Linked DNA regions of Homo sapiens: region 2 is linked to region 1. Evidence: chromatin loops called from intact Hi-C (ENCODE). Cell type or tissue: MCF 10A. All regions are shown on one strand. Links, peaks and the distances in the headings refer to the core of each region. The heading gives the core; the rest is flanking DNA. Region 1 has its middle 21 kb from the start of ZXDA. Region 2 has its middle 63 kb from the start of ZXDB.

Region 1 (11,235 bases), core at 2,985-5,484:
AAAACTAGTAAACCACCCACCACCATCTGGAGAGGGAAGCATCCTCATTTTCTGCCCATGTACTTTGCTCCACTAAGGGCACTATGGAACAAACTTTGACCTGCTCTGGACACCCAGGAGATTGAACCAACAACCCTTGTATCCGGTAACACCATTTGGGTGACTCCCAGAGGACAATCAGATTCCCTACTGCTGGCTGCAAATGACCTCCAACATTTATGCCTATGCTGTTGTTCTGCCCTTTCCTTACCTGAGAAAGTTCCTACCTTCACCAATGTCAATTATACCTCGATTGGTGGATCACCCTATCCCTGGTAATCCACACCCTACTGCTGGCAGAGTATGTATGGAAACAGCATGCCTCATACACACCACAGGGACACCCAACATAGGTCAGACTGGGAACAAAGGGAACCATGCTCCCATTTCACTGGGTCAGTCCACAGACATCAGCACTGAGGTTAGCACTTCTCCTCCTCTCTCTACTACCACTTAGTAACATCCTTCCAGCTAAGTCAGATTGTACAATTTCACTTGTGACTCATAGATGCCTTCTAAGCTCTGTGGGCCGCCTTTTCCTTCACATCAGATGATACCCACTATTATTAACTCATGTGCCATTAAACAAATGGAGCAATGGGCCACTATCTATTGAGCCTCGTTTAAGGAATGCCCAGAGATAGTATGCACCAAATATTACAACCAGGATGCTTGTGATTGGTGTTGTTATTAATACTATAATCCAGATACAATACCCACAAGCCATTACGGGATTGCATAGATAAAATGATAGCTTTTTCTTATCCCTGGAATTATAATAAGTGCAATCGACACCCACAGTGTATACCTTTACAATTATTGGCTTCTAAGGCAATGCATACTACATGACATTACCTGGGCCAAGACATTTCTTAAAAAAAAAATCACACACACACACACACACACAAAACAACCAGCTTGGGAATTCTTCCCTAACCTAATCTTAATATACTAACTGCAAGTTTTACATAACACTCAATGGAAGTGAACTCTACAGCAATTGCAATGCTGGCTACCCACAGTGAACAACTCATAGCTCGTGGTGTCACAGCACAGACAGTTCTTACAAGAAACATATTTGATCTCAGGGAGAAATCTAACTACTGTTTGCATGGGAGTTTCTCCACCCACATTGATAACTATTTGCTTATAGCTATTGTGAAATTTGTCCAAAACCACAGTTATTAAAAACTTAGAAACTATTTGAGGGCAGTTGTTGCCCAATGTTACTTTTCTGAGGGCTCCTTAAAAATCCATACACACTCCAAACCTACAGAAGACATAAACGATAATGAGAAGACATGTAATGAAACTAACTTGGGAGGAATGTTTTCATCTTCATTAAAACATTTTTATGCCTTGTCATTTCTTTTTCAACTTTTATTTTAGATTCATTGGGCACATGTGCAGGTTTGTTACCTGGGTATATTGCATGATGCTGAGGTTTGGGGTACAAATGATCCCATCACCCAGGTATTGAGCATAGTACCCAACAGTTTGTTTTTCAACCCTTGCTCCCCTCCCCCGTCCCCCTCTAGTAGTCTCCAGTGTCTCAGTAGACACTTTATGTCCATGAGTACTTGGGAGGAAATTTATTGGTGTAGTCACACTGCCACCTCCCAAGGGGCCACTCCTGAGGTTATTAAAGGTATACAAACCTCTTCCCTATGAAAGTTTCCGCTAAAATGGAGTCCATAAAGCTTTTGGTCCCCCACTGAAACACAATAATGTTGCAATACAAGGGAACATAAAAGGGACCTATGCCTTGATACAATTGATATCTTTTTTTTTTTTTTTTTTTGAGACAGAGTCTGGATCTGTCGCCCAGGCTGGAGTGCAGTAACGTGATCTCGGCTCACTGAAACCTCTGCCTCCTGGGTTCAAGTGATTCTCCTGCCTCAGCCCCCAAGTAGCTGGGACTACAGGAGCATGCCACCACACCCGGGTAATCTTTTTTTTTTTTTCGTATTTTTAGTAGAGACGGGGTTTCACCATATTGGCCAGGCTGGTCTGGAACTCCTGACCTCGTGATCTGCCCACTTCGGCCTCCCAAAGTGCTGGGATTTCAGGCATGAGCCACTGTGCCCAGCTGATATCTATTTTTTTAAAAAATACTTGGTTTACCTGTTTTGTTCACTCATATGCGAGTGCCTCATAATTCAGAATCTAATTTGGTGTGTGGCTAGACTAACAACGTTCTTCTTGGACTGCCAATAACACCTGCAAAACCTATCCCACACTCATGGGAACACATCAATGCTATTTATTATTGGCAATCAACAGGAAACTCAAGCACAATGCACAACAGTCACAGCAAGGAGGAACATGCAATTGCCAACTACACCAAACGTGCCTATAGCCTTAGCCACAGCAACATATAAAATGGTAAATCTAACCTAATGCAGGGCTTGCTTCTGCCAACCTGATTTTAGAAAATATAGTGTAATACTTCTTCCCTGGCAACGCTGCATCATATACCTCACTTATTTAGATGAGCCGATTCTCCTAACCGTTGACATTCAATAACCTTATCCAGAGACTTATCTCACGTAAATGTATAGACAATGGTGGGCTGAGCCCATGACAAATTTAGTTAACCCAGGTGCTGAATGCAAGGTGGATAACACAAGCTTGTTTGACTATACCATTTTCTGCTCCTATTAACACAACCTGGAACTTCTGGAACTTCACAAAGCCATGTGAACTTCCCTTCAGTGGAACAGAGAATTCAGGCAGCAGAGGGAGCCTGGAGGTCCTGTAAAGGAATCAGATGGCTTCCCTATCACAATCTTCTCCTCATCCAACCCTGAAGAATATTTCCTGCACTTGGGATTGGTGCAAAATTCCAGTAGAATTTTATTCAACAGTGGAACCCCCTCCCTCAAGTACTTTCCGCCACCAAACCACACTAGATGTGACTCCCCAATGTCACAAATGAGCTTTCCAAATAGTTCCTCATGGTACTAACTTCCCTAGGATCACTAATTTTGGAGGCAGTAGGAACAGCATATGTGTGGAACAGCACACCACAATTAAGAGAAACACATAGCCATGTTGCAGGAATTACCCACAGAAATTAGATAAACAGCCCAAGGACTGAAACTCTTTGCTGAATCTCACTGTACTTTAGTGGCCATGGTGTGAGATAACTGCATAGCCCTAGGTCAGGCTGCTGGAGGGGTCACAGGGCACAGGGGCTGTGTGCTTGCTAAAATTATCTTCCTGCATGTGCGTAGATAACACCAAGTTTTACAGATAGCTGGGGTCATGTACCAAAGGGGATATAAATGCCACTCTATTGACTAAACGGACTGGTCAAAACAAAATTGTCTCCTTTCAAATTTATTCTACTGGCTGCCCAAGTGGGCAGATTGGCTGAGAACTGGCTTTTAAAATCCTAATTTGTAGCCTTATAGCATTCTGGGTCTTGAGGATGCTTCATCGCTGGCTCCCAACTGAGACTCCATGAAATAGCATACAACTTAGATTGTAAAACAACATGGGGCCAAGGCATGGACTGTTAAATAAGTGGATTAATATCTTTAGATGGTGCCTTGTATCTTGTTCCCTATATTCAGAGACAGCTAAGACCATTAGCTCAAAGCTCATTGGAACTAAAATCAAATGTTTACACACCCAATTGCTTTAAATATGGCCCCCAGTAAGCACATTTTTGGCCCTTTAGAACCCACCCACATTGCACCCTCTGTAAAACCAGACACACCATCTGCTAGCCGTAGATAGGACATACTCTGGGGCTGGACAAAAGCCCCAAGCCTCTGATGCCCATGGGAACTCTCTGACACAGAGACTCCACACCTGGCTGCTGAGTAACATCCCATAGACACATGAGCCTCCTGTCCAATTCTTCTCTCCTTTGGAAGTTGCCTTGAACTCTTCCTCTTCTGGGTGGTGGCCTCTTGCTGCTGCCTCTGGAAGGTCTCCTGCTGTGAGGGAAGTTCCACTCTCCTGAAACCTTTCAAAGGGCCAACCAAATAAAGCATGTTGTGTGCTACTGCCATCTAATGGTCATGACTTTTTCCTTGCTCAGCCCTGATATCCAGAAAATCAACACACATACTTAATGGCAAACTTTGTCAGAAGCCAAGATAGTGGAGAAACAATGGTCAGATATTGTTGAGATAATTGTCCATGGCCTTTCTACATTTATTGTAACAGCTTTTGTCTCTAACTATAGTTTGAAGAATACTTGTATGTCAACATTTGACTGGCTGCTCCTCATTTCTCCTGTGTGATTTGGGGCAGAGGGCAAGGGGAATTAATGCAAACATGAACCAAAACAAACTCTGACCCAAGAATCTCATATATTCTGCCAACATCTGTGAAACTGAGGTATGCTAGTTTGTGAGCTTGCAAGTAGGGTACAGTCTCAAACTCTTCACATTTCTTGCCAATTTTGGTAATGAAGATGAAACATAGCATTCTGGAAAGTGATAAAACAAGGGTGCTTCACTGGCCTGGTTAGGGGATATGAGAAGACTCCTCGGGATTGGAGAGCAAATGCTTTTTCCCGAATGGATTGGCACTAAGTGCATTAAAGGCCCTTCCCCACTCACTCTCCTACCTATTAATGAAGCTGAGGGGCAGGATGCAGAATTAAACCAAGCTGTTTGAATCATGGTTTGGTTGTTGTTCACTCTCCTCTGCATGGGAGGAAGAAGGGATGATGTCATGGTGCTGAGTCAATGACTTGCCAAACCTGAATAAGTGGCGTCAGCAGTGAAGATATAGAGTTTTCAGTGGAAAAAAAACCATCTGAAGTTTGTTTGGTTGAACCACACTGCTGGCTACTGGAAACCAAATGCAAACATGCCTTGCTTACTAGTATAGACAGAGTCTTTTCTCTCTCTCTCTCTGCATTTCCTAACTCCTGGTTCTCTTCCTTTTCTCACTTCAGGTGCTATAAGAAGAAAGATGATTAGTGGTGAGCCAGAAGTCTCTCTGTCCTCAAGACAGACTAAAAGGCATATGCATGGTAGGGTACTTCAGGAAAGGGACGGACTCACATGTTCACAGAACTGTTACATATAATCTCCCATGACACTATCTTATCTGATTTTCTGGGGAGTGGAGGGAAGGGGTAATAGGTATGAGGTAGATGAAAGCACCAAGACTGTGGAGCAGAGCTGCTGGGGAAATCAAGGGACAGAATGGAAGAATCCCTGAGCCCTTACAGTTCTGCACAAATGGAGGTACACAGGAGAGGATTTAGCATACAAGCTGGGGCAAAGAGCCAGAGGGATTACAAAAAAGGCTTACAGTCCCCACCCCTCGCCTCATCCCAAGACTCCCCTGCAATCCCTACATTCTGGCCTGGACATAGGGAAATCCCCTAACAGCTCTTGCTGTAACCCCTGAAATTCCTGTAGTGAACTCTAGGTCTGAGTTCATTTAAGGGAAAAAAGTCCAGAAAAGCAATTGTTGGGGTTTGGGCATGGTTCACAGTGGGGTTTGGAAGCCAATATGACTTTGTACAGGGACGCCTTTGGGAAAGTTGAATAAACTGTTCTTGTTGCTTCTACTTATAAATGGCAGGATTTGATGGGTCATATGCTTGTAATTTCTCATTCTACAGGTCTCATATAAAGTCATCCCCATCACAGAGAGACAGAGGTAGAGGGAAGTGTTAGTGGAACAAACTCCAATGAGATTTGTCAGCAGTGGTTGGCTCAGGATTTAGCATTAGTGTCTCTACCTTCTAATGTTCAATATTTTCACTATATACATAATAATTGTGTCAGCTGGCCGGCTAGAAGTCTCAGTCTCAAGGGTCCTCAATGCAGTGTTATTACATATCTGTCAGCAAGGGTGGCTGATTTATGCTCCCAAATACAGGGGCCTGCTTGCCAAGTAATCTCTTGGGACTAAGCAGGCAAATTCACAACATTAGATCCCTCTAACAGGAAAAAATTGACGTCTCTTCATACAACCTGCCACCGAAAAAGAGGCTCAGAACCTCAATCAACTCCTTGAATATTACATACAGGACAAATCTGTGTAACTGATGATTTTGCCGATGGGGGCACCTGGCAAGGGGAAGCAGTCAACACCCAGAGAGATCCCTTGGGGAACTGGACTTGTTGCCTCCCTAATATGGCTACAGGGTACATCCCTTTTGAAAAGCAGCTAATGGCTTGCAATTGGGATTCTGTCAAAACTGAACAATCGATTCATGGAGAATTTGTTACCATCTGGCTCGATATTTCCATCTTTGAGTTGGTCAACTCAGACTCAATGACTAGCAGGTAGGAAGGGGTCAATAAGCTTGGCTTATGAAATGGAAACGGTAAAATCAAGAACAGTCATCTGATCCCACAGACATTTCTTTTTTATTATATTTATTTTCTTCATGTTTGAGAAATATTTTTTGTCAAGATGTCCCAGAAGGCAACATTTTAAAATTGGGCAATCAATAATACAAAATTTCAGATAAACTTGCCTTTCCAAATAAATCAGACCCTTGAAACAGAAGAAGCACCCAAGGGTTTCTTTTTTTTCTTTTACAAAACAGTTAACTCCACTTTGCAAAATGCGTACAAAAATACAATATATTAAAAAGACTGCCCCAACATAATACCCAACAGCAGCTTATAAAACCAAGCTATTCATGTAGGACATTAGTAACCTACACCTGGCCTGTTCTCCCTCCATAGACAGTTCCAGAAGTCAGTTGGTTCCTGTAAACTACCATGCTCCTGAAGGGTAGAGAGGCTATTTCAAAACATCCTCTGGGATTCTCTGAGGCCACGAAGCAACCTCAGAAAGAAACCATTATGGAAAATAGATTTGAATGTAGCAGCTGGTTTTCCAGAGCCACAGATAGTACTTATCACCCCCCATCCCTTTCCAAATTCAGAACCATCAAGCACCTGCTATTTTGGGCAGAGTTCTGGAGGGGCTTGTCCTTTTTCCAGGACAGGGTTAGGGGTTCCTGAGGTTACCCACATGACAACTGCTGGGCTGGATGTCTTTCCCGGAATGGAGGCTGTACCTGGATTCTCCTTGGACATGCAGAGTCCAGCTGGGGCAAAAATCCATCATGATTGGCTAAGCAGAGCTCCTGCAGGCTCCTTTAAAACATACCAGGAAGCAAGTCCACCTTCTGGAAAAGAAATATGACTCATGGCAGGCTGGTAGGGAGCCAAGTATGCTGCAGACCCCACAAGTTCCTTGGAGATGCCCAAGGTGGACGTGTTTGCATGGTTCCGGTAGAATTTCACACTCATCAGTCAAAGATTGAGATGAGAGCTTCATGGAAAAGAGGAAGCGGTACAGTTCTCCCTTCTGAGGTGACTTACATCTGCCTTGAGAAGAGATTATAAGATGGGTGGCCTCAAGTGCCACTCGGACAGGGAACAAGTTCAGGAGCCAGGACTCCAAGATTTCCTCAGGCCCCAGGCTAGGATCCCCACTTCCCTGTAACTTGGGGAAACATTTCTAACCTGTGGGAAAGGATGCTGTAAAGCCCATTGCACAACAAAGGCAAAATGAAACAAAAGTCTCTCATGAGGACAGAAAGGTCCCTTCATCAGAGAAGGCCCAGAGAGCTCTGAGACAACGAACCTAGAGTGCAAGCTCTTTAAATGTTCTCAGGGTCTCAGCATTGAAACTGGAAGGAGAGGTGTCAGCTAATATCACAATATATACGTTAAAGGTTTCCAACTCCTCAGATACTGTAAAGTGTCTGACAGTGAAGCAATGGTCATGTTGATCAAATCTTCAAGCTTGTCATCACCCAAGACAGCTTGTGTGTCTCCTGGAAAAAAAAGCCACAGCGAGAGTGCTGTCCAGGCCCAGCTGTCCTTGCATGACCCCAGACATACCAGGGAGCATTCTAGCATCACCCCAGAGATACCAGGGAGCATTCTTTCCTAGTCTAAGGCTCACGCGGAGTGTGAGATTTCATGCAGGCTGGAGTCCCCGACAACATACACCACCTGTTGCATAGTATCTGTCAGCCTTTTCTTCGGAGCTAGTGAGGTAAACAGACCCCAAATCTCCTCAGTCAGCTATCTGCTGAGAAGCCAAAGGCGCCAGAGAAGACACAGCATGAGTCAGGGGAGAGAAAGAGCTGGGTTTCAAGGTTTCCAAGAATGCAAGCCCTTATTCTGTGTGTACTGGCTGCAATGCATTCTGGGACCTACTGCAAAGACTGTCCCGTCATAACCAAAATGTGAAAATTACTAAAGGGGAAGGGGAGGTCAAAAAATAAACTTGTGTCTTTGTAAGATAGAACAGTCAGGCTTTTTGGTCAGTTAGTAGCCACTGAGGTACGCAATTCATTTCTGCAATTGCTGTTGCTGGCGTTGGAGCTGCGTTTTCTCCATAGACATCTTTTTCTCGGTTCACGCCAGGTCTTGCAAGTATCCCAAGGCCTTGCTTAGGATCACTACCGTGGGGACCTTAGAGCAGCTGGCCAAGGTGGGTACCTGGTCCCTCAGGGCCAAGAACTGAGAACGCGCAGGTCATTCCACCTCTTGTGCTGCAGGAAGCTGTGGCCCTTCCTCTTGGTCACATCCTCAGTGTCAGAACTGGCAGCACTGGGCAGCCTTGCTTTCTATAGGTGAGGGGCTCACAATCCCCTCATCCTCCTCATCTTCCGTTTCCCCTGGAGCATCTCCCTCCAGAACCTCTTCTTGGAGACCTCTCTCTGGAGCCTCTTCTTGGGAGCAGCTTTCTGGAGAAATATGGGCAGCGCAGTTGTGTTGTTGCTGGTGGATGGAGGTATGGAAGTGTTTCATGCAGGGGTTCAGACGGTCTACTCGAACCATGATGGTGATCGACTTCTGTAAACCCAATCTGCCTTTTCTTTGCTGTCACAAGGTCAATTTCCTCACCCTCTGAGTTGTTTGGGTTCTCAAATCTGGAGCAGGCCTGAGTCTTGGCCTTGCCCAGAGTCCAGGGAGCAGTGGGCGCTGGATTGCCGTCTTCGAGGCTGGGAGGGCAGTCTGGGGAGGAGGGCACCTTGGGCGGGTTCCCCCAGGGCGCGCCAGTGGCGAGCCAGTCGCTCCCCGCTCTCTACAGCTGTTCCCAGGCCAAATAGCTGCTCCACATGCAGTCACGATGGACAATGGATGCATGGTTCCTGCCCCAAGCTCTCGAGTGGCCCCGAGATTCCGTCTCATCCCCGGCGCACTCTCCGGATCACGGCTCTGTGCGATCAATCCCAGGGTCTGGGTCCCTGGCGCTGGGATCCTAGTCTCAGGGCGGAAATGCGGGGGTGGGTTGGTGGGTGGGCGATGGCATCAACTCGAATTTCTTCTGCATCTCTGCTTTATATGTAAGAGTGGCAACTGTCTCTCTGGGGGAAACTTAACCTTTTATTCTCCTGCTTGAAACAACACTACTAGTTCAATTGGACCCTGTTTACAGAGGTTTCCCCAAATATCTGGGCTTGCCTCAGTGAAGGATTGGCTAAGCTGAAAACTGATGGTGTTCACTGGCTCCTGTGTCTGTTCAGCCTCTGAACCAGCTATGCAGAAATAAAAAGAGGACTTGGTTTCTCTGCTCAATGGTCAGAACCCAATTCTTGGGACACTACCAATGGTCCAGCCTTTTGGTATGCCACTTGGAAAACTAGTCTGTCAGATTAAAGACTTCTTTGGGACCGCATGTGGAAACAAATCTTGACTACTTACTGAACTGCCTGGATTCCTCATATACAGACCCATGGCAAGGGCTCATTCTCTGATGAGACTAACTAATCAAGGGGATGATTGGGCCTGACTTTATATATCTAATGCAGAATCTCCTGCTGCATGCCAGATCTGTGACTCCTGACAAAAGCTGACACATGTGTTTCATGGCGTGGAGACGTCATTACATAAGTTGTGGCAACCTCTCAACTCTGATGGATCTGACTGTTGACTCTCCTCTTGGGGCTTTTGAATATGCCTCACCACTGTTGAGCTTTTTTCAGATTACAATGTTGCTATTCCAGTCTGATCAAGCACACTATTGTGCCCCTTAAAAACAATCCATGCTATGTTTTTGCATTAGAGAATATTTTTATTCTGCCAATGGTGTATTTTATTGCAAAAGCCACTCAGTAATGACCTAATAATAAAGACGGACCATCGATGAATCTTACTGTCCATGGGCATCTAATATTACTGAGCAATAGCATGGTGGCCTTCTCATAATTGATTCAAAAATATCACTGACTCTACTTTCCTCACCATCTCTTGATCCACACACATTAGTAAGGAAGTTTGTTTACTGAATGTTGCTGTTCTTAGAAAAGGATCATCTCCTCTAGACTGCTTCCTGGGTAGGGACCAGGATGAAAGGAATACAGAGACTTTATTGGAAAATTTAGGATTCCTTCCAGATCTGTTCATTCCAAGTCCAGATGTTTCTTTCTTTCCTCTAACAGCAGCCCCAGGCCAGCCTGGTTGGTATACACTGTAGGGCTGACCAAAACTGGGAATAGGAGATTCAAACTTGCTGGTTGAAGTTTTAAAATTTTTATAAAATACATTTTATTTTGTTTTAAATTGATGTATAATTGTACATATTAATGGGATACAGTGTGATGTTTTGATACATATATATTGTGTAATGATCAAATCAGCATAATTAGCATATGTCTATCACCTGAAACATTTGTCATTTCTTGGTGGTGAGAACGTCCAAAATCCTCTCGTCTAACTATTTTAAAGTACACAATACATTATTGTTGACTACACTCAACCTACTGTGCAGTCGATTATCAGAAATTATTTGTCCTATATAAGTGTAACTTTGTAGCTGTTGAGCAACCTGTTCCCCTCCCCCTCGCAACTACTCTCCTCAGTTTCCGATAGCCACTACTAAACTCTCTTTGAGGTCAACTTTTTTAGATGCCACATATGCCTGAGATCATGTGGTAGTTCTCGTTCTGTGCTTGGTTTATTTCACTTAACATAAAGTCCTCTAGGTTTGTCCACATTGTTGCAAATGACAGGGTTTCATTCTTTTTGTTGTTGTTGTTTTGTTTTATTTTGTTTTTATTATAGCATTGCTTTCTTTTGGGCATACTTTATCATCTTCCTAGAGTTCTTATCCTATTATAGTCCTTAATCATTTTTACTTTTTTATTATTATTATTATACTTTTAGTTTTAGGGTACATGTGCACAATGTGCAGGTTAGTTACATATGTATACATGTGCCATGCTGGTGTGCTGCACCCATT
Region 2 (11,235 bases), core at 4,549-7,048, 400 kb before region 1:
TGCATCTATTGAGATAATCATGTGGTTTTCGTCTTTGGTTCTGTTTATATGCTGGATTACGTTTATTGATTTGCGTGTGTTGAACAACCTTGCATCCCAGGGATGAAGCCCACTAGATCATGTTGGATAAGCTTTTTGATGTGCTGCTGGATTTGGTTTGCCAGTATTGATTTGAGGATTTTTGCATTGATGTTCATCAGGGATGTTGGTCTAAAATTCATTTTTTTGATTGTGTCTCTGCCAGGCTTTTGTATCAGAATGATGCTGGCCTCATAAAATGAGTTAGGGAGGATTCCCTCTTTTTCTATTGATTGGAGTAGTTTCAGAAGGAATGGTTCCAGCTCCTCCTTGTACCTCTGGTAGAATTCAGCTGTGGATTCGTCTGGTCCTGGACTTTTTTTGCTTGGTAATCTATTAGTTATTGCCTCAGTTTCAGAGCCTGTTATTGGTCTGTTCAGAATTTCAATTTCTTCCTGGTTTAGTCTTGGGAGGCTGTATGTGTTGAGCAATTTATCCATTCCTTCTAGATTTTCTCATTTATTTGCATAGAGGTTTTATAGTATTCTCTGATGGTAGTTTGTATTTCTGTGGGATTGGTGGTGATATCCCCTTTATCATTTTTTATTTCGTCTATTTGATTCTTCTCTCTTTTCTTCGTTATTAGTCTTGCTATCTGTCTATCAGTTTTGTTGAGCTTTTTAAAAAACCAGCTCCTGGATTCATTGATTTTTTGAAGGGTTTTTTGTGTCTCTATCTCCTTCAGTTCTGCTCTTATCTGAGTTATTTCTTGCCTTCTGCTAGCTTTTGAATGTGTTTGCTCTTGCTTCTCTAGTTCTTTTAATTGTGATGTTAGCATGTCAATTTTAGATCTTTCCTGCTTTCTTTTGTGAGCATTTAGTACTATAAATTTCCCTCTACACACTGCTTTGAATGTGTCCCAGAGATTCTGATATGTTTTGTCTTTGTTCTCCTTGGTTTCAAAGAACATCTTTATTTCTGCCTTCATTTCGTTATGTACCCAGTAGTCGTTCAGGAGCAGGTTGTTCAGTTTCCATGTAGTTGAGCGGTTTTGAGTGAGTTTCTTAATCCTGAGTTCTAGTTTGTTTGCACTGTGGTCTGAGAGACAGTTTGTTATAATTTCTGTTCTTTTACATTTGCTGAGGAGTGCTTTACTTCCATCTATGTGGTCAATTTTGGAATAGGTGTTATGTGGTGCTGAGAAGAATATATATTCTGTTGATTTGGGGTGGAGAGTTCTGTAGATGTCTGCTAGGTCCACTTGGTGTAGAGCTGAGTTCAATTCCTGGATATCCTTGTTGACTTTCTGCCTCGTTGATCTGTCTAATGTTGAGAGTGGGGTGTTAAAGTCTCCCATTATTATTGTTTGGGAGTCTAAGTCTCTTTGTAGGTCTCTAAGGGTGTGCTTTGTGTATCTGGGTGCTCCTGTATTGGGTGCATATATATTTAGGATAGTTAGCTCTTCTTGTTGAATTGATCCCTTTACCACTATGTAATGGCCTTCTTTGTCTCTTTTGATATTTGTTGGTTCAAAGTCTATTTTATCAGAGACTGGGATTGCAACCCCAGCCTTTTTTTGTTTTCCATTTGCTTGGTAGATCTTCCTCCATCCCTTTATTTTGAGCCTATGCGTGTCTCCACACATGAGATGGGTTTCCTGAATACAGCACACTGATGGGTCTTGCCTCTTTATCCAATTTGCCAGTCTGTGTCTTTTAATTGGAGCATTTAGCCCATTTACATTTAAGGTTAATATTGTTACATGTGAATTTGATACTGTCATTATGATGTTAGCTGGTTATTAATTTTTGGTTTTATTGCAATTGCTTTTGGGGACTTGGTCAAGCACTCTTTGTCAAGGCCTAAGTTGTGAAGGATATTTCCTGTTTCCTCCTAGGATCTTTATCTTTTAAGGTCTTACATTTAAATATCTAATCCATCTTGAGTTTATTTTTGTATACGATGTAAAGTAGGAATCCAATTTCATTTTTCCACATATAGCTAGCCAGTTATTACAGCACCATTGATTGAATAAAAAGTTCTTTCCCCATTGCTTGTTTTCTTCAGCATTGCAGGGTTTGTTTTCCAAGCCTTGGCCCTTATCTTTTTAATTCCCTAAGTTACAAAGGTTATATCAATAAATTCACATATATTGATTTGCATATATTGAACTATCTTTGCCTTCCTGATAGAAAACCCACTTGGTCATAGTGTTTTGTCTTTCTGGATGTGCTCCTACATTTGGTTTGCTAGTACCTTGTTGATTATAGTGTGTACGTTTCTCAGGGATATTGATCAGTGGTTTTCCTTTTTGGTTGTGTCCTTGCCTGTTTTTGGTATCAGGGTGATGCCGGCCTCATAGAGTGAAGTAGGGAGAATTTCTTGAATATTTTGCAATAGCTTCAGAAAAATCAGTATTAGCTTGTTCATTTCGTAGAATTCAATTCTGAATCCATCTGGTCCTGTTATTTTCTCTGTTGCGAGATTTGTAATTACTGATTCAATCTTGCTACTCATTATTGGTATGTTCAGGTTGTCTATTTTTCTGATTAAATCTTGAGAGCTTATTTGTTTCTACAAATCTGTCCGTTTCCTCTAGGTTTTCTAGTTTGTGAGTTTATAGCTGTTCATAATTGTCTCTGATGATCTTTTGTATTTCTGAGTTATCTGTTGTAATGTCTTTTAAAAAATATTTCTGATTTTCTTTACTTGGATCTTCTCTTTTCTTTTTCGGTCATTCTTCCTGTTGGTTTCCTAGCTTTGCTTATCTTTTCAGAGATCAACTTTCAGTTTCATTGTTCCTTAAAATATTTATTAGGCGTCTGCTTCTTTTATTTCTGTTCTGATTTTTATTTCTGTTTTCTACTAATTTTGGGTATGGTTTCTTGCTTTTGTATCTTCTGAGTTGTAACATAAGGTTGCTAATTTGTTAATTTTAAATATTTTTGACATAGCCATTTAATGATATAATATTTCCCCTTAGCATTGCCTTTGCTGTATCCCACAAGCTTGGGTATGCTGTGTTTCCATTTTCATTTGTTCCAAGGTTTTTAGAATTTTCATCTTAATTTCTCCATGAACCCAATTGTTATTATAAACATGTTGTTTAATTTCCATATATTTACATTTTCCAAGTTCCTTCTGATATTGATTTTTAATTTTATTCACCTGTGGTCTGAGAAGATACTTGATACAATTTTGATTTTTTAAAATTTGCTAAGACTTATTCTGTGGCATAATATAGGGTCTATCTTGAAGAATTTTCCATGTGCTCATGAAAAGAATGTCCATTCTGCAGTTATTGGGTAGAATATTTTGTAAATGCTTTTTATGTCTGTTTTGTCTAAAGTCCAATTTAAGTCGATATTTTTTTTTAATTTTCTGTCTTGATGTTCTGTCTAATGCTTTGAGTGGTGTATTGAAGTCCTCAATTATTATTGTATTTCTGTCTATCTCTTTTCTGGGTGCAAGCTGTTGAGTGCATATACTTAGAATCATTATGCGCTCTTTCTGAGTTGATCCTTTTATCATTCTATAACAACCTTCTTTGTCTTTTGTTACTTTTTTTAATTTAATGTCTATTTTATCTCATGTAAGTATAGCTGTTTCTGATCAAAGTTTGTTTCTGTTTGTATAGAATATCTTTTTCCACCACTTTTAGTCTATATGTGTCTGCACAGTTAAGGCAAACTTTTTATAAGTGGGATACACTTGAATTATGTTTATTTATTCCACTTATATATATATTTTATGTGACGCATTTAATCCATTTGGAAGTAAAGTTAATTGATACGTGTCATTTTGTTCCTGTCATATTGTAAATTCTTTTATGGTTTCTTAATTATGTATTTGTTTCTGTTTTTGTGGTTTGGTAGAATTGTGTAGTGTTGTCATTTGATTCTTTTCTCTTCCTCTTCTGTGATTGCCTTACCAATGAGTTTTATACTTTCATGTGTTTTCATTATGGTGAATATTGTCCTTATATTTCCATGTTTAGAAATCCTTTAAGCATGTCTTATAGGGCTGGTCTACTGCTGTTGAATTCCCTCCATGTTTGATTGTCCGTGAAAGACTTTTTTTTCCTTCATTTATAATGTTTAATCTTGCCAGATACAAAATATTGACTGTCTGATTTCTTTCTCATAGTTTGAATATACTATTCTATTCTTTTCTGTCCTGTATGGTTTCTGCTGAGGAGTGTACTGTTAGTCTGATAGGGTTTCTTTTATAAGGGAATAGACCCTTTCCTTTTGCTGATTTTAGAATTCTTTCTTTCACTTTGCCTTTGGACAGTCTGATTACAATATGCCATGGTGAGGAACTTTTTGCAATGTATTTGCCTGAGTATTATTGGGCCTCCTCTATCTGTGTGTCTAAATGTCTTGCTAGATATGAGATGGTTTCATCAATTATTTTGTTTAATATGTTTACTAAAAATAGTTATCTGTCTTCTCCTTTGGGAATACTGATAATTTGTAAGTTTGGTCACGTTATGTCGTTCCAAACATCTCAAAAGTTTTGTGGATTATTTTGTGTGCATTTATTTTTATTTTTGTCTGACTGGACTATTTCAAAAAATCTGTCTTCAAATTCTGAGATTATTTCTTCTGCTTGGTTTAGTCTATTGTTGAAGCTTTGAAATGTATTTTTAATTTCTTTAGTAAATAAATTATTCAGTTACAGAAGTTCTATTTCCTTTTTTTAAAGATATCTATCTCCTTGGTAAATTTCTCATTGATATTCTGAATTGATTTTCTGATTTCTTTTAATTGGTTTTTAGATATATCTTCCATCTCATTGAGCTGCTTTAAAATCAATGCTTTGAATTCTTTATCTGGCATTTTGAGATTTTATTTTTGGTTAAGATTCCTTTGAGCGTGTCATATTACTATGCATTTTCATGATTGCTATATCTTTACATTGATTTCTGTACATCTGGAGCAACAGTCACTTTTCATTTTGGATTTATTTTCTTTGGGGAAATGATACTTTTTTCTTGAAGATATGACTATGATGGTTGTGTAGGGCTATTTGGCTTTGCTTCTGGGTGCAAGCAGTGGTGAAGATTATGTTTGATTTCCTTGTCTACATCTGTGGAGTCCTCAGTGTGTTAGGGTGTGGTATTGGTGGAGGCTGTGGTGAGGTTGTACTGGGGACTTGAATGCCTGATGGGCCTTTCTTCATGTTTTGGTGGTAGTAGTCATTGGGTAATCATGTCTATTCTTATGACCTGAAGCAGTGTATGCTGGCACCTGTGTTCGCAGTTCCAGATAGGTCAAACCTCGGGCCTCTGGGTGGCTTTCTCATATGCTTGTTGTAGTAGCAGGGTACTGAATTGGTGAGTGTGCTTACAATCTTCTGAGCAGACAAAGTGGCATGAGCAATGGCAGTTACAGTGGTAGTGATTTACTCTTCTAGTTCCTGAGTGCTATGCTCTTTATTACCAGTTGTTGCCATGGGCTGTCCAGGCTGGTCTCTAGGCCAGTAGATGGCAGTAGCAGACAGGAACCAGTTGCAATGGTAGTGGTAGAATTTCTGCCTTACTTCTGCCCCATGTAAGATATGCTCAGGTATTCCAGGAGGTAAACTGGGTTGTGGAAAGCCAGGAGCTTGGACCCCACATACTGTTTCAGTGAGGGGATGATGCCAGCTGGAACCAGATTGGCAAGCTTGCACTCAGGCCCCCCAGTGGTAAGTGCAGGCACCAGCTGTGACTTGGGGTTGAAGTGATGTTCAGGTCCCTGGGAAAATGCTTGGGTCAGGGATGACTGCTGCTGTTCTGAGGTCTTGTCATGGGTTGCAAATATGGCCAGTCTGTGAACATTGCTTTGGTTAGTCGGTGGGCAGTTTTTGTCCATTTCACACCTTAGTCCTGGCAGGTCTTCCTCCCATGTCCCAGGTGAGGCTGCTGAGTAGGCTGGTCAGTCAGTTTTGGCACATCCAGCCCACCCATAATTCAGCCCCAGGCCATAGGAGACACTGTCTTGCTCAAGGCCAAGCCTCAGCAGCAACTCTCATCTTTCTCAGGTCGTGGGGAAGAGCTCGGCTTCAGCACCAGTGGCTGGAGTGTATATCATGCTAACTTCTCAGTTCTGGTTCCAAGAGTCCCTCCTTCACTCAAGTCCCACTTCCACAAGCTACAGCTTGAGTCTAATGCCAAAGACTGGTGCCTCTCATTTCCAGGGCCACACACAGTTTGTTAAGGGCTAGGATTGAGAATGGTATCTTAATGTAAATGCATAGGTCTGTCAGAGTGTGTGAGACACTCCCTCAAGCAGTTTCATCTCACGTTCTCCTGGCCACTCCCTCAGTTAGAATTCAGGACTTGAGAGAATAGAGGTGCTCTCCTGTGGCCTGGATTTATTGATTCCTCAATGAGAAACTGAACCACAGAAAGACAGAGAAAGACCCTCTCCCATGGTGGAGACTCTCCCAGTTTTCACCTGGTCCAGGCCTTGCAAGTTGTCTGTTTTTCTTCTCCTTCCTGGAATTTAGAGTTTCCTTTCACTTTTATGTTGAACTCTTCTGTTTCTTCTTGGATAATATATTCAAAGTGTGATAGTCTACATACTATTTTTTTTTTCACCTAACTGGATGAGGCATACTAGAAATACTTATTGTCAGCCATTTTGGAGAAAGCTACACAAAACAAATTTAGAAGTATGCCTTCTACTTACATTTATATTTTTTGGTAGAGTTTAAGAAGAATTTGTATGAATTTTTTTGAATGGTGTAATTCAGACATGAAGACATCTGGTACTGGGCTTTTCTTTGTATAAACATTTTCATTTACTACTTTAATCTTATTTGTTATTGGTCTGTTAACAGGCTTTCTATTTCTTTGTAATTCAATCTTGGTAGATTGTATGTGTCTAGAAACCTCAATTTATTCTAGGTTATCCAATTTGTTGTTATACAGTTGTTCATAATAGCACCTTTGATCCTTTTTTATTTCTGAAGCATCCATTGTAATGTCTCCAGCTTCATTTCTAATTTTATCTGAGTTTTTGATCTTTTTGCAGTCTAGCTAAAAGTATGTCAATTTTGTTTATATTTTTATGAAACTCTTACTTTTGTTGATTTTTTCTATAGTTTTGTTATTCTTTCTTTTATTTATTTCTGCTCTGATCTTTATTGTTTTCTTTCTTCTGCTAAATTTGAATACAGTTTGTCTTTCTTTTCCTAGTTTCTTGAGGTGTAATGTTAGGTTATTTATTTGAGATCTTTTCTACTTTCTTAATGTAGGCATTTGTCATTATAAACATCTCTCTTAAAACTTCTTTTGGTGCATCCTATGGGTTTTGATATATTTTGTTTCCATTTTCTTTTGTCTCAAGGTATTTTTAGATTTCCCTTTTTGATTTCTTATTTGACCTACTGGTGGTTCAGGAGTGTGCTTTCTAATTTCTGGATATATGTAAATTTTTCAGTTTTCCTCCTAGTCTGAAGTGGTTTGTAATATTATTTAAATCCTGTTACATTTGCTAAGTTTTTTGTGGCTATCTGTCTTGGAGAATTTTCTATGTACGCTTAAGAAAAATATGTATTTTGCTGTTGTTGAATGGAATATTCTGTATATTTCTGTTAGGTGCATTTGGCCTAAAGTATACTTTAGGTCAAGTGTTTCCTTATTGAATTTCTGTCTGGATGATCTATCTGTTGTTTAAACTGGAATATTAAAATATTCTACTTTTTATTATATTGTATATTTCTCCCTTCAGATTAGACATATGTAGATGTTCTGATTTTATGTGCATATATTTGCAATTGTTATGTGTACTTCTTTTCTTTCTTTTTTTCCCCCTGAGGCGGTATCTCACTCTGTTGTCCAGGCTGGAGTGCAGTGGCATGATCAAGGCTCATGGCAGCCTCAACCTTTCCAGGTTCACGTGATCCTCCCACCTCAGTCTCCCAAGTAGCTGGGACTACAGGCATGTACCTGCACATGTGGAGAATTTTTGTATACTTTTTTAGAGATGGGTTTTACCATGCTGCCCAGGCTGGTCTCAAACACCTGTGCTCAAGTGATCCACCCATCTCGGCCTCCCAAAGTGCTGAGATTACAGGCATGAGCCACTGAACCTGGCTTGTTATGTATTCTTGATGATCTGACCATTTTCTCATTATAAGTTGGCTATTTTTTCCTCATGTGACAATTTTTGACTTAAAGGTTTTTTCTTCTGTTGTTAGCATAGGTATTCTTCCTCTTTATTTTTATCTCAATTTTTATGAAATGCTTTCTATTTCTTCATTTTTAATCTATTTGTGTCCTTTAAGGTGAAGTGAGTCTGCTGTGGTCTGAATATAATTTGTCAGGGAAAGAAGTTGTTATATCAAAAAGACACCTTTGCACATATGTTTATCACAACTAAATTCACAATTGCAATATTATGAAACCAACCTAAATGTCCATCAACCAATGAGTGAATAAAGAAAATGTGTTACATATACATCGTGGAATGTAACATAAAACAGAACAAAATAATGTATTTTGCAGCAACTTGAATGGAACTGGAAGCCATTATTCTAAGTGAAGTAACTCAGGAATGGAAAAGCAAACACTGTGACTTCTCACTCATAAGTGAGAGTTAAGCTATGGGTACACAAAGGCATACGGAATGGTACAATGAACATTGGAGACTCAAAAGAAAGGAGGGTTGGAGGGGGTTAGGGATAAAAAACAACATATTGGGCATAATGTGCACTATTCACATAATGGGTGCACTAAAATCTCAGACTTCACCACTATACAATTTGTCCATGTAAACAAGAACAATTTATATTCCAAAAGTATATATATATGAATATATATACATATATATGAATATACTTTGTCTATCTTTTTTGATCCATTCACTCTCTCTATATCTTTTGGTTAGATAAAGCTCTCAATTTAAATTTCAAGTAATTATTCATAGGTAAGATTTTACTACAGCCATTTTGTTAATTGTTTTCTGCTTGTCTTGTGGATCTGTTTTTCCTTTCTTACTCTGTAGCTGTCTTCTTTTGACTTAAGAGTTTTCTGCAGTGGTATGTTTTGACTCTTTTCTCTTTATCTTGGGTGTATCTACTATAGGATTTTGATTTATGGTTACCATGAGGCTTACCTGAAACATCTTATAGATTTACCAGTGTATTTCAAGCTGATAACTTCAATCACATGCAAAAATTTCTCCATGGTAAACTCCATATGTACTTATGCTTTTGATGTTTACACCTTTTTATGTTGTGTATTCATTAGCAAGTCAATTTGGCTACAGTTATTTTTAATAGCTTTGTCTTTTTACCTTTACGCTAGAATTAAGTGACTTACACACCACCACTATAGAAGTAGAGTATTCTGAATTTTACTAGATATGTACCTGTACCAGTGAATTTTCTACTTTCATGTGGTTTCATTTTACTAGTTAGTAGCCTTTTATTTCAGCTTGAAGTAATCCCTTTAGCATTTCTTGAAAGGTGTGTCTAGTGGTGGTAAACATCCCCAGCTTTTGTTTGTCTGGGACATTATTTATTTCCTTATTTGTCTGAAGGGTATCTTTATTGGGTATTCTTTCTTGGCCTGCTTTTTTCTTTCTTCTCTTTCTTTTTTTCTTCTTTCTTTCTTTCTTTTTTCTTTCTTTTCTTTCTTTCTTTCCTTTTCCTTCCTTCCTTCCTTACTCTTTCTTTCTCTTTCTTCTTTCTTTTTCTTTCTCGCTCTTCTTTATTTCTTTCTTTCTTTCTTTCCTCTCTCTTTTCCTCCTTTTTTCTTTTTTTCTTTCTTCACTTTGAGTATACCATTCTGCTCTCTTATGGCCTGTAAGAATTTTGCCGAGAAATCTGGTCATAACCTTCTGAAGATTTCCTTGTATGATTCTTTCTCCTGCTGATTTCAAAATTCTCTTAGTCTTTTATTTTTGACAATTTAATTATGGTGTATTTTAATCTAATGATTTTTGTTGAATATGATTTGCTATCTTTGAGCTTCATGTACCTGGATGTTCACATCTTTCATCAAATTTGAGAAGACTTCAGTTACTATTTCTTTAAATAAGCTTTTTGTTGTTGTTTATTTTTCTCTCTTCTTTTTCTGTTACCTCTATTATACAAAATTATATTTTTTGATATGGTCCAATAGACCCTATGGGCTTTTAAAATTCCTTTTTATACTTCTTTCCTCTTCAGACTTGATGTTTTTAAATGATCTGCCTCTGAGTCCATCTATTTTTTTCCTTCTGCTTGATGCAGCCAACTGTTGAAGCTCCTACTGCATTTTTACATTTTAGTCATTTAATTTTTTAAATTTCTGTTTGGTGCTTATTTATGTTTTCTATATTTGTTGAATACCTACTTTGGTTCTTAAAATGTTTTCCTCATTTCACCAAATTTTCTATCTATGTTCTCTTATAGTTTGCTGAGCTTATTCAGAAAAATTATTTTGAAGTATCAGTCAGGCCATTCTTGGATCCGTCACTCTTTATTTTAAATTTTATCTTTATTTTACAAATAATAATTATATAAATGTATGGAGTAAAATGTGATGTTGTGCTTTATGGTTAATATTAGATGTCAACTTGACTGCCTTTAGAAATGTCTAGATGGCAGGTGAAGTATTGTTTCTGGGTGTGTCTGTGAGGGTGTTTCCAGAGGAGACTGACATTTGAGTCAGTGAACTGAGAGAGGAAGACCCACCCTCAATGTGGGTGGGCACCATCCAATCAGCTGTCAGTGTCGCTAGAACAAAGCAGGTGGAAGAACAGGGAAAAGCAGCTTGCTGAGTCCTTTTGCTCTCTCTCTCTCTCTCAATCTCCATCTCTCTCTCTCAGTCTCCATCTCTCTCTCTCTCTCTCTCAATCTCCATCTCTCTCTCTCTCAATCTCCATCTCTCTCTCTCTCTCTCTCTCTCTCGCTCCCTGTGCTGAATGCTTGCTTCTTCTCCTCCTGCCCTTGGACATCAGACTCCACATTTTTTAGATTTTGGACCCTGGGACTTGCACCAGTAGCCTCCCAGAGGCTCTCGGGCCTACAGCCTCAGAGCCTCAGACTGAGGGCTGCACTGTCAGCTTCCCTGGTTTTGAAGCTTTCAGACTTGGACTTAACCATGCTACCAGCTTCTCTTTTGCCAGCTTGGAGATGGCATACCATGAGACATCGCTTTGTAATTGATTGAACCAATTCTCCCAAATAAACTCTTTTTACTATATACATATATCCTATTGGTTCTGTCTTTCTGGAAGA

What was found. Peaks named below come from ENCODE experiments on the same cell type or tissue, not always from the same donor. Only the 100,000 strongest peaks of a DNase experiment are listed, where the experiment ranks them.
Region 2: a loop joins it to region 1, with 8 times the contacts of the local background. A loop is called at or near these places in 2 of 110 quality-filtered maps.

The regions. Positions count from the first base shown.
Region 1 is chrX:57,925,516-57,936,750 of GRCh38, forward strand. It overlaps the pseudogene MYCLP2. Among named protein-coding and RNA genes, the nearest start is that of ZXDA, 21 kb to the left of the region's middle. In MCF 10A, for the core only: a CTCF peak has its summit at 4,063 (motif pointing left); no DNase peak of the experiment used is centred there.
Region 2 is chrX:57,523,336-57,534,570 of GRCh38, forward strand. No RefSeq gene overlaps it. Among named protein-coding and RNA genes, the nearest start is that of ZXDB, 63 kb to the right of the region's middle. In MCF 10A, for the core only: a CTCF peak has its summit at 5,564; no DNase peak of the experiment used is centred there.